2 separate regions of the Homo sapiens genome follow, and region 1 is linked to region 2. A link is a contact called in ENCODE Hi-C or POLR2A ChIA-PET data. All regions are on one chromosome and are shown on one strand. The core of a region is the stretch at or near the end of the contact, and the rest is flanking DNA. Distances in the headings are between cores, read along the strand shown. Region 1 holds the start of HOXA11-AS (HOXA11 antisense RNA). Region 2 holds the start of CREB5 (cAMP responsive element binding protein 5).

Region 1 (4,373 bases), core at 1,627-4,126, 1.2 Mb after region 2:
ATCCATCTTCACGGCAGCGCCCCCACACACCCCCTTCCGGGCGGCAAGTCCCTCCGGGCACTCGGCTTCGGTGCAGCCTGCCGAATTGCCCTGCCAGCCGCTCCCGGAGCGCCTTTCTCAGCCCCAGCCTTTTCTCCGGAATTCGCCTTTGTCTCCTGCGGACACCCGTGGGATCCAGCCCTGCCAGCACCCTCTCGGTTCGGCCCTCGAGGAGGACATGGGAGGCAGTGGTTATGCGGAACAGCGCACACCCCCATACCGACCTTTCTGCCGGGACCGCTCTCCCGGACACCAGGGGAAAACCGATCTAATTAAGAGAGGGGCTGCGTGCCGCTGGGGGAGGTGGCCTGGCATCCCCCGCTGGCGGGCCACCACAACCCCGTCTGCTCAGGCACAAGCTGAAGTTGACTGCCAAAACTGCTATAAAACCGCAGGTCTGTCTAGAACTGTTTTCGGTTTTCCTAGACGCCCCCGGGTTCAATTATGGTCTTAAAAGCCCTAATACAAGTGCAAGAATTTGTTTGCCTTCACCCAGGGGCGGGGCGAGCCCCGCAATGGTGGCGCCTTTGTTATGGCAAAGTCACTGAAACCCTTCATGCATTCCTTTTGTTCGAAGGTAGGGGTGGCGTGGACTGGGTGGGCTGCAGAGAGAGAGCTTGGGATAGCCAAAATCAAGCCAGGGAACAGCTCGAATACCGCTGTTTGAAACCTCTCCTTCTGTCTTTTATATTCTGTCTCTAAAAAAGAGATGCTGTGGAGAAACAAACATTTTGCCTTGTTGGTCACTGCTGGAAATAGAAGTTTTTTCGCTGCAGGGCAATTCTGTAAATGTGCTTCCCAGCTTTAGGAGGTCTGAGGCTACTCTTCTCCAATAACCTTCCTTCCCACTGGACCTTCTCACTCACAGCACTGCTGCCCTCTGGACAAGCCACAGTGGACAAATATGTCAAGCTGAAGATGCACAAATAATTTCAAGTTCAGTTCTCAGGGATTCAAAGGACATGAAAATTCTTGTAGCAAATCTTGAATAAAGAGTTCATTAAACCAATGTGTCCAAGTAGCTTGATTTGTGATAAGCAATCCTTGTAAAGGTGGTGGTGGGGGGAGGTGGAGAGCCACATAAACATTAATGCTAATAAATTAGTTTACTCGACTACAGAGTAATTACTTCATATTATTGATATTTACAGCAGGTATTCAAATGCAATGGTAGGCCATTATTTGGAGAAAATACATAATAAGAATATTTCTTTTCCAGTGCAATACACGATTAGATTTGTTATTGAGTCAGTTACAGTCAGCTCAGCAATAAATAAATAAATCGATGTTGACACTTAAATACCAAAGATCTTAGAGTTTATACTCTAAATCTCCCCAAGATATGTAAATAACTTTGGCTATTTCCTGGAGAGGGAAAAACAAAAGGTTATCTTTTTACATATTTTTTTATTTTCCTTCAGCAACATCCCAGATCCTTCCAAGAAGAGAGTTGTTGGGAGGCCTCAGGTCTGGGCCCTTCTCAGCTCCTGGCTCTGCCTGGCTGCTCTGTGCTCTGTGTCCTCTCCTTTCTTTCGCTTCCTCCAAACATTGCTCCTTCAATCCTGCAGGATGGGGAGCATATTTTGCCTTCTTAATTTATTTTTTTTCCTCTTCTCAAGAAAGCTAGACTCAGAGTATTGCTATGGCCTCTCTCTATCCTTAGCACAAACCTAGCTTTTTAAAGACATCCCTGTTTCCCCAGGTGCAGGGAGTTCGGGAAGCACCTCTCCTTTCTCTGGTATTGTATTCCTCCTGTGGAATGAGCAGTAGGAAAGGCACAGAGCTCTCTGAGTTTTTGCCCTGCACATCCCTTGCTTTCACTCTCACACATTGCAAGGAAGGAGAGTAGGAGAGTAGGTGGGTTACCCCTTTCTCAGCCACCTCTCCTTGGCCCTCAGCCCGTCCTTTCCACCTCCATTCTCCCCACACCCCTGGAGCTCTGTAAGCAGCCTGATGGGCCCCCCACGAAGATGCAGCATACCCAGGAGAAGTCTCCTCGGATGTCAGCGCCTCTAAAGCAGCCCAAGGCTTGCCTCAATTGCATGGTTTCCCGAGTCCTCAGCTCCAGAAGACCAGGCAGATGGGTGGACCGGTGAGCAGCAGGGCAGCCCCTGTGCCTCTGTCTCTGCCGAGTCACTCCGAAGCCCGGCAGGCAGCGAGGAGGAGGGAGTTTCTCCAAGGACAGAAGGTGGGATGAAGAGGTAGGCAGGGAAGATGAGGGGAGAGGTGGATCCCGGGTAAGACGAAGGCCCTTCCGGGCCCTGCGGATCAGTGACAAACCGCGGGGAGAAGCCGTTCTGGCTGTTGGCGGTTTAGGGACGGAAGGCACTAAAGCGCTTCGGAAGTGACCATGAATGAGAGAGTGTAATCAAGTCACCGTGCAAATCGGACAAGCCACCAGGCAGGCACATCCACGGCTTCAAACTCTGGCCCCGAAGGGGTTCCGGCTAGGGTCGGAGGCAGAGGCGCTTCCCAGAGCAAGTCTATGGGAGGGGGACTGCGAAGAAGGGGGTGCAAATGCGAGACTCCAGGAGAACAGACTCCGAGACCACAGGCCACACAGCGACGGACTCCCACCTGGCTATCCCCAGTCCAGGGCATCCCTCACCCACCCGGGGAGCTGCGGGTGGGAGGTGGGGACGAGAGTTGAGCTCTCACCGCCCTCTGCACACTCGAGAACGAGGACCCTGCAATTGAGCACAAGCATGCTGCATGGGGGCGCACCCCAGCCTCTCCGCGCGCGCCGGGAGGCCCCCCAGCCAACATGAGTTACACCGGCGATTACGTGCTTTCGGTGAGAACACCGAGTGACGATCTGTTGCTTCCCCTGAGGTGGCTACAAAGAAAGGAAGCCGGGAGGGAGGGGAGAGGAGGAAAAAAAAAAAAGGAAAGGGGGGGGGAAAAGGCCCGGACTAGCTAGCAGCTTGTCAATTTCAACATCGGGTCACATGACCAGCACCTCCCTGCTAAGGATGGGGATAGATTTCCACGTCAGCTTACGTCTCCAAATTTCTACTTCACGGATCCGCTTCAAAGAGGCAGCTGCAGTGGAGAATCATGTTAAGCTCGGCTACTGCGGAGAGCCCAAGGTAGCCCAATAATGGATTTTGATGAGCGTGGTCCCTGCTCCTCTAACATGTATTTGCCAAGTTGTACTTACTACGTCTCGGGTCCAGATTTCTCCAGCCTCCCTTCTTTTCTGCCCCAGACCCCGTCTTCGCGCCCAATGACATACTCCTACTCCTCCAACCTGCCCCAGGTCCAACCCGTGCGCGAAGTGACCTTCAGAGAGTACGCCATTGAGCCCGCCACTAAATGGCACCCCCGCGGCAATCTGGCCCACTGCTACTCCGCGGAGGAGCTCGTGCACAGAGACTGCCTGCAGGCGCCCAGCGCGGCCGGCGTGCCTGGCGACGTGCTGGCCAAGAGCTCGGCCAACGTCTACCACCACCCCACCCCCGCAGTCTCGTCCAATTTCTATAGCACCGTGGGCAGGAACGGCGTCCTGCCACAGGCTTTCGACCAGTTTTTCGAGACAGCCTACGGCACCCCGGAAAACCTCGCCTCCTCCGACTACCCCGGGGACAAGAGCGCCGAGAAGGGGCCCCCGGCGGCCACGGCGACCTCCGCGGCGGCGGCGGCGGCTGCAACGGGCGCGCCGGCAACTTCAAGTTCGGACAGCGGCGGCGGCGGCGGCTGCCGGGAGACGGCGGCGGCAGCAGAGGAGAAAGAGCGGCGGCGGCGCCCCGAGAGCAGCAGCAGCCCCGAGTCGTCTTCCGGCCACACTGAGGACAAGGCCGGCGGCTCCAGTACGTATAAAGGCAGCGCCCTGCGCTTTATGAAAGGGGAGTTGGAAATCTAGCGCAGCACCGCTGTTAAATTTTTATATGCTGTTTTATAAGCATATAAGGTTTATGAAGGGCCTTTAGGTTTCCCCCAACAAAACTTTGTTATAAAAGGCGGGATCACGTGGCGAGTGCTGAAATTGGCCGTGAAATACCCACCGGCCAAGGCATGCCTGCAAAAAAAAACAACTCCCCTTTTCCCTTTTTTCCCTTCTCAGCTCCCAAGCCCAGCAGCTCGACCCCGCTCGGGGCCAGCTCCAGGCTGGGGAGCCGGAGGTGGGCGCCTGTAAATTCCCCCTGCAAGGGCTTCGGGAGCTTTTGATAGCGAGGTAATCCGGAGATTTTTATAAAAGCCATGTGTTGCGCCGGGACTCCAGTCCCGGCCGGGATTCAAAGGCGTCGCTGTTTAACGACGGCGCTAGGAGCGCGTTTAACAGATAAAGTAGCCCGCTTAGCTCTAGCAATATATTAAAAGAACAAATTAACCCA
Region 2 (4,425 bases), core at 1,821-4,320:
GGCCCTTATTAGAAAAAATAACATTGCAGATATTATATAAGAATGAATGAAATAGAAACTACAGTTTTTATGATTAAGGTGTTCATTCCAAAGATCTGATAAAAATTTGTCTTTGAAAGATTAGTCATCAAAAGGCTTGAAAAGAGTGAAGGATACAAAGTCATAGGTTATGCCCCATTCCTGACAAGGGCATTTATGGCAGGAGCACCCGACCTGGAGGCAGGGACCAGGCTTCTCAGCCTGGTTTGGCTCTCTCTAGCTCTGGGCCTTGGGTGAGCCAGGGGTCTCTTCTGTAAAATGAAAAATTGGTCTATCAATCCGAGGCCCTCCCCTAGCCCTACCATCCGTGTAAAGCCATAAGCCTTTGTAACTCACCATCAGAATCTCTAGGCCTAAAAGAACTCCCTCTAAAATCAGTTCTAGTCAAACGCCAGCCTGGTAGTTTTCAATCCTTGTTAAGGATTGAAATCCTAAAATCTTTTTAGGGTTAAGATCAGAAATGTAACCTTAAGGAAATAGAAGAAAGCAGCTGAAATACATATTTTTAAAGTGATAAACTGATTCTGATCTATTTCTCAGGGGGTGAGGGGGAAGGCAATACAGTGAACTTGGAAAAAAGAAATATTGAAATGTCAATATAATATCTTTTATGGGTTCAAGAATTTATCCTAAACTTTATCTTTTACTGTGACAGTCCCAGAGTCCTCAATAAGAGCTTCAAAAATTTTAGTGGGGTTTCTGGAAGAGTGCTATCACTATCTGGAAATTTCTAAAAGGCTTCTCTCTTTTTATAAAAAAAAAAATTCCTATGTTAAATCTATGATTTGTGATTCTCAACAATGGAATACTAATGGATACTCAAAAAACACTAATTGCTCATTTTTTTCCTAATTACGAAATGTAATAATTCTTTAGTGAAAACATTAAACATGATGTCATTTTTAAAGTGCCAGACTTTGTATTTAAAGCATTGCCACAAAATAGATAGCTTACTTATTTTACAAATAGCAACACAAAAAGGGTCTTCTGTGTCTTTAAGTCTGTTTAGCATATCTGAAAGTGCTTCTTCCTCACACTTAGATATTTAAGGCAATTGCCCCCCAGTTTATTACCTTATCTCAATTGTATAATTTTCTTAAATAGAATTCAGAGAAATAGTCATAGATTTAAATTTTTAAACACTAATTAAGCATTGGTTGATTCCCATAATACAGCTGGTAGTCAAAGTGGACAAGATAATGAATTGACTGAGATCACTGTTCCATCTTCATCCAAGAAAGCTGCCTCTAAAAAAAAAAAAGACCTTAAATTGCTGTAGAAATCCAATTTGTAAGAAGCAAAAGAAGCATATAGATGGGAAACACCAGCCAGGATCACATTAATTTTGTGACTAACTGCATTGCTTAGAAGAAGAAGAAGGAGAAGGAGAAGGAGAAGAAAGAAAAGATGACAAAAATAATAAGTCCACTCAAATCCCAATTTTAATCCAACAACATAACCAGAAGAAAATGAACTACAAATACAAAGTTCACATCTTAGTGATCTAGTGAACACTACACACCGACAAAATAATTTTTAGCTTAGTAAGAAGTAAACTCCAATGACAAGAAAATATTATAGGATTGTGATACCTCATTGCTAAAAAGTAGATTATAGTAAGAAATTGGGAGTCTAGGAACTTGCCATCATGGAAACTCCATGATTGATTGGTTTTGAATGTGCAGGTGTGGGAAACTGACAAATCATTGTAACAAAAATCTTAAACTTACTAGAATTGAAAATCTATGCAGGAAAAGTCTCTGTGACAAACTACCATTCATTTAGCCACCTATTCAAATAAAAGCTGTGACATAACAGAGATCTAGAAATAAGGGCATGGTTTCCAATTTTTTGTTGGAATGTTCTAATAAACTATCTTCTCAGGTATCAACTATATAAGGTCACGACTGACCGCTAATTGACAGGCAATTTATCGGCACCAGCAATTTACATTAAAAATAGTGGGCTTGGAGATATTTTCAAATATGTTTACTATGAGTTAAGTTGAAAAATAAAAACCACTATAATCAGTAAGGATTTAAAAATAAGAGATCCATATAAAATGCTATAAGCAAAGGAAAATGAGAAACATTTCTGGGGAGACACAAGTGAGTTTTATTATACTTCTTCTTTTAAGTTTTAGAACTAAAGTAATAGTTGATATTCAACCCATAGAATCATCCTTCAGGGGCATACACATCTAGGTTTGAATGCGGAAAACTGTTTTATTGTTTTTTTTTAATTTTTAGGTTTCTTTTTCAAGAACTTTCTTATTAAAACTTAAATACTTATTGAAGTGATTCATGAAACCTCACAGAAAGGGGAATTCATGCTTGACACATTACTTAACATGCTCCATAGCTTCCCCACTGTAGTTCATATGCTTCTGAACATATTTTACCTGGGAAATAATAGTCTTATTCACACACACACACACACACACACACACACACACATCCTTCCACATAAAATGCTATAAGTCCCAGGAAACTGACAAAAGCAACATTAAAATTTTGTGCAAAATCTAAACTCCATTTCTGAATTCCATCTATGAAAATACAACATTGGTTCTATTTAACTAAGTGCAAAGTTTTCTCTCTGTTTAATATGCATAATAAACATCATCCTTACCATTATCTGTAGAATAAAAGCAGCAACGTGTTGCTTCCTGCAGTCACCAAATCAAGTTTTTTCTTCCTTTCTTTCTAGTAACTTCTGTTTCACCAGCAAGATTAGGAAGAAAATAAGTCTTGAGTATTTGCCTCAGTATTTCAGACCAGAAGATAGTGAAACTAGCTTTTAGTAAAAAGAACAGGTCTGGTATTTTACAATTACTTCTGCAACCCAGAGGTACCTCCTAGACTCTGGTACCTCCCTCGTTCTCTAAGTTTCTTTTAGTAATGAGACTAATTTTTCCAGTAGTCTTGAACTCCCTAGATTTAACTGACATGGAAAATGTGACTAAAAATTTGTGGAACTGTCTAGCCTCCAACCCTACACAGAATCAACTTTGTTGTAAATGTTGAAGAACACCTCGCAAGCAGCTACATGCTCAGTTTATACTCCTGCGCTACGCAGCAGAGAACACCAAATAACAGTGCGCCATCTAGTTAGCAAGCTGCAATCTCCATGCTAGAAGGGGGGACACTTTCAAACCCTGGGAGTTAAGAACTTGTCAGGGTTCAGCTGCTCTAAAGGTCCAATTGTTTGTTTAAATAAAAAAAAATATCGCTACTGAGATAATCCACATCTAGTGGATATGGGAAAATTTAGGTTATAATGGCACTACAAACTTTTACATCTAACTTTGATTTACAAGATAAAAGCAAGTTTTAAATTAAAAGGGCTTTCTGTTAATAGAGCTTATTATTCTGAAGACGGGAATGATTTTCTTCGAAAGTTGTCCCTGGGTGCATGCCTATTATCTTTGCTTTTCCCCTTCCACTAATGAGCATTTATCTAAAGAGCCTGTTAATCCTCTGATGTGTGCTTCTGGTCAGAGGTAACAGTTTGAATAAAACCACTAATCACTGATCACTAAATCACTGATCATTAATCACACTTTCCAGTGCCCATGACTGGGCCATTTTTTTTCCTTTAAGTCTATGCATCACAAACAAGAAGTTCAACATTTTCGATGCACATATATTGTGTGGAGGTTACACTATTTCATCTCTAGATGTGAATAAATACTAAATCCTGCCACAGACTTGGGGAAGGATGTCAATTAGACCCCAGACAGGAGTTTCACAAATGCCTACCCTACAGCATGGCTTTCGCTTTGAAGAAAGTAGATCTAATTATAAGAAAACATGTGTTCTTCAAGAAATTCCCACATATTTGCAATATAAACTTTTCTTTATTTAGTTTTCACCAACTCCAAATCAGGGACCACTCCAATCCCCTCTCTCCCTCTATCCAAAACTCTGTTAATACTTTTTTAAATTTAATTTCTGCTGCACACCTCCCTCACGCCCCCACCCCCCCACCCCCCACACCGAGGGTTCTTTTTACTTTGATCCCTTGCAACAAGTCATACACAGGGTCTTTATTTCAACTGCCAGATACGGAGGTTCTGACTCAGTTCAATGACTTACGTATTCGACTTCCTCTTTCAACATAGAAACTTAAGGTTAAGAGCTAGAAACTAACGCACGCAGCAATTTATTGTATGGAAGTTTAGGTTCAACGACTCACATTCCCTCACTTTGGAAATGAAACGTTTAGTCTTGATCCTTTCAGCTAAACCTGATTTTGTCAGCATCCCTCTTCTGCTAAAGGGCAGGCACTACGTAAAGTGAAATACTTTGTTTGCAGTGGGTGTATTGCTTTCCTAAGTCACCACCACGAGGACAGAGTATTATCATAACGCTTGCAAACATTTCC

What was found. Hi-C counts contacts between places; a loop is a spot of excess contacts on that map. ChIA-PET counts read pairs that join two places held with the same protein, here RNA polymerase II (POLR2A). Pooled maps may share reads with other maps.
Region 1: a map of gastrocnemius medialis shows a loop between it and region 2 (8-fold over the local background). The contact joins the promoter of HOXA11-AS here to the promoter of CREB5 in region 2. A Hi-C loop is called at or near these places in 2 of 168 maps with a recorded cell type or tissue (ascending aorta and gastrocnemius medialis) and 10 of 50 pooled maps. POLR2A ChIA-PET finds 5 or more read pairs at or near these places in 1 of 52 experiments (PC-3).

The regions. Positions count from the first base shown.
Region 1 is chr7:27,183,911-27,188,283 of GRCh38, reverse strand. It overlaps HOXA11-AS (HOXA11 antisense RNA), which reads right to left and starts at 2,876. Exons shown (of 2, transcript NR_002795.2): 1 at 2,021-2,876. It overlaps HOXA11 (homeobox A11), which reads left to right and starts at 3,052. Exons shown (of 2, transcript NM_005523.6): 1 at 3,052-3,848. The coding sequence starts at 3,140. RefSeq lists enhancers at 1,925-2,806, 3,689-4,373.
Region 2 is chr7:28,411,163-28,415,587 of GRCh38, reverse strand. CREB5 (cAMP responsive element binding protein 5) reads right to left here and starts at 3,070. Exons shown (of 11, transcript NM_182898.4): 1 at 2,671-3,070. The coding sequence starts at 2,673. RefSeq lists an enhancer at 2,984-3,073.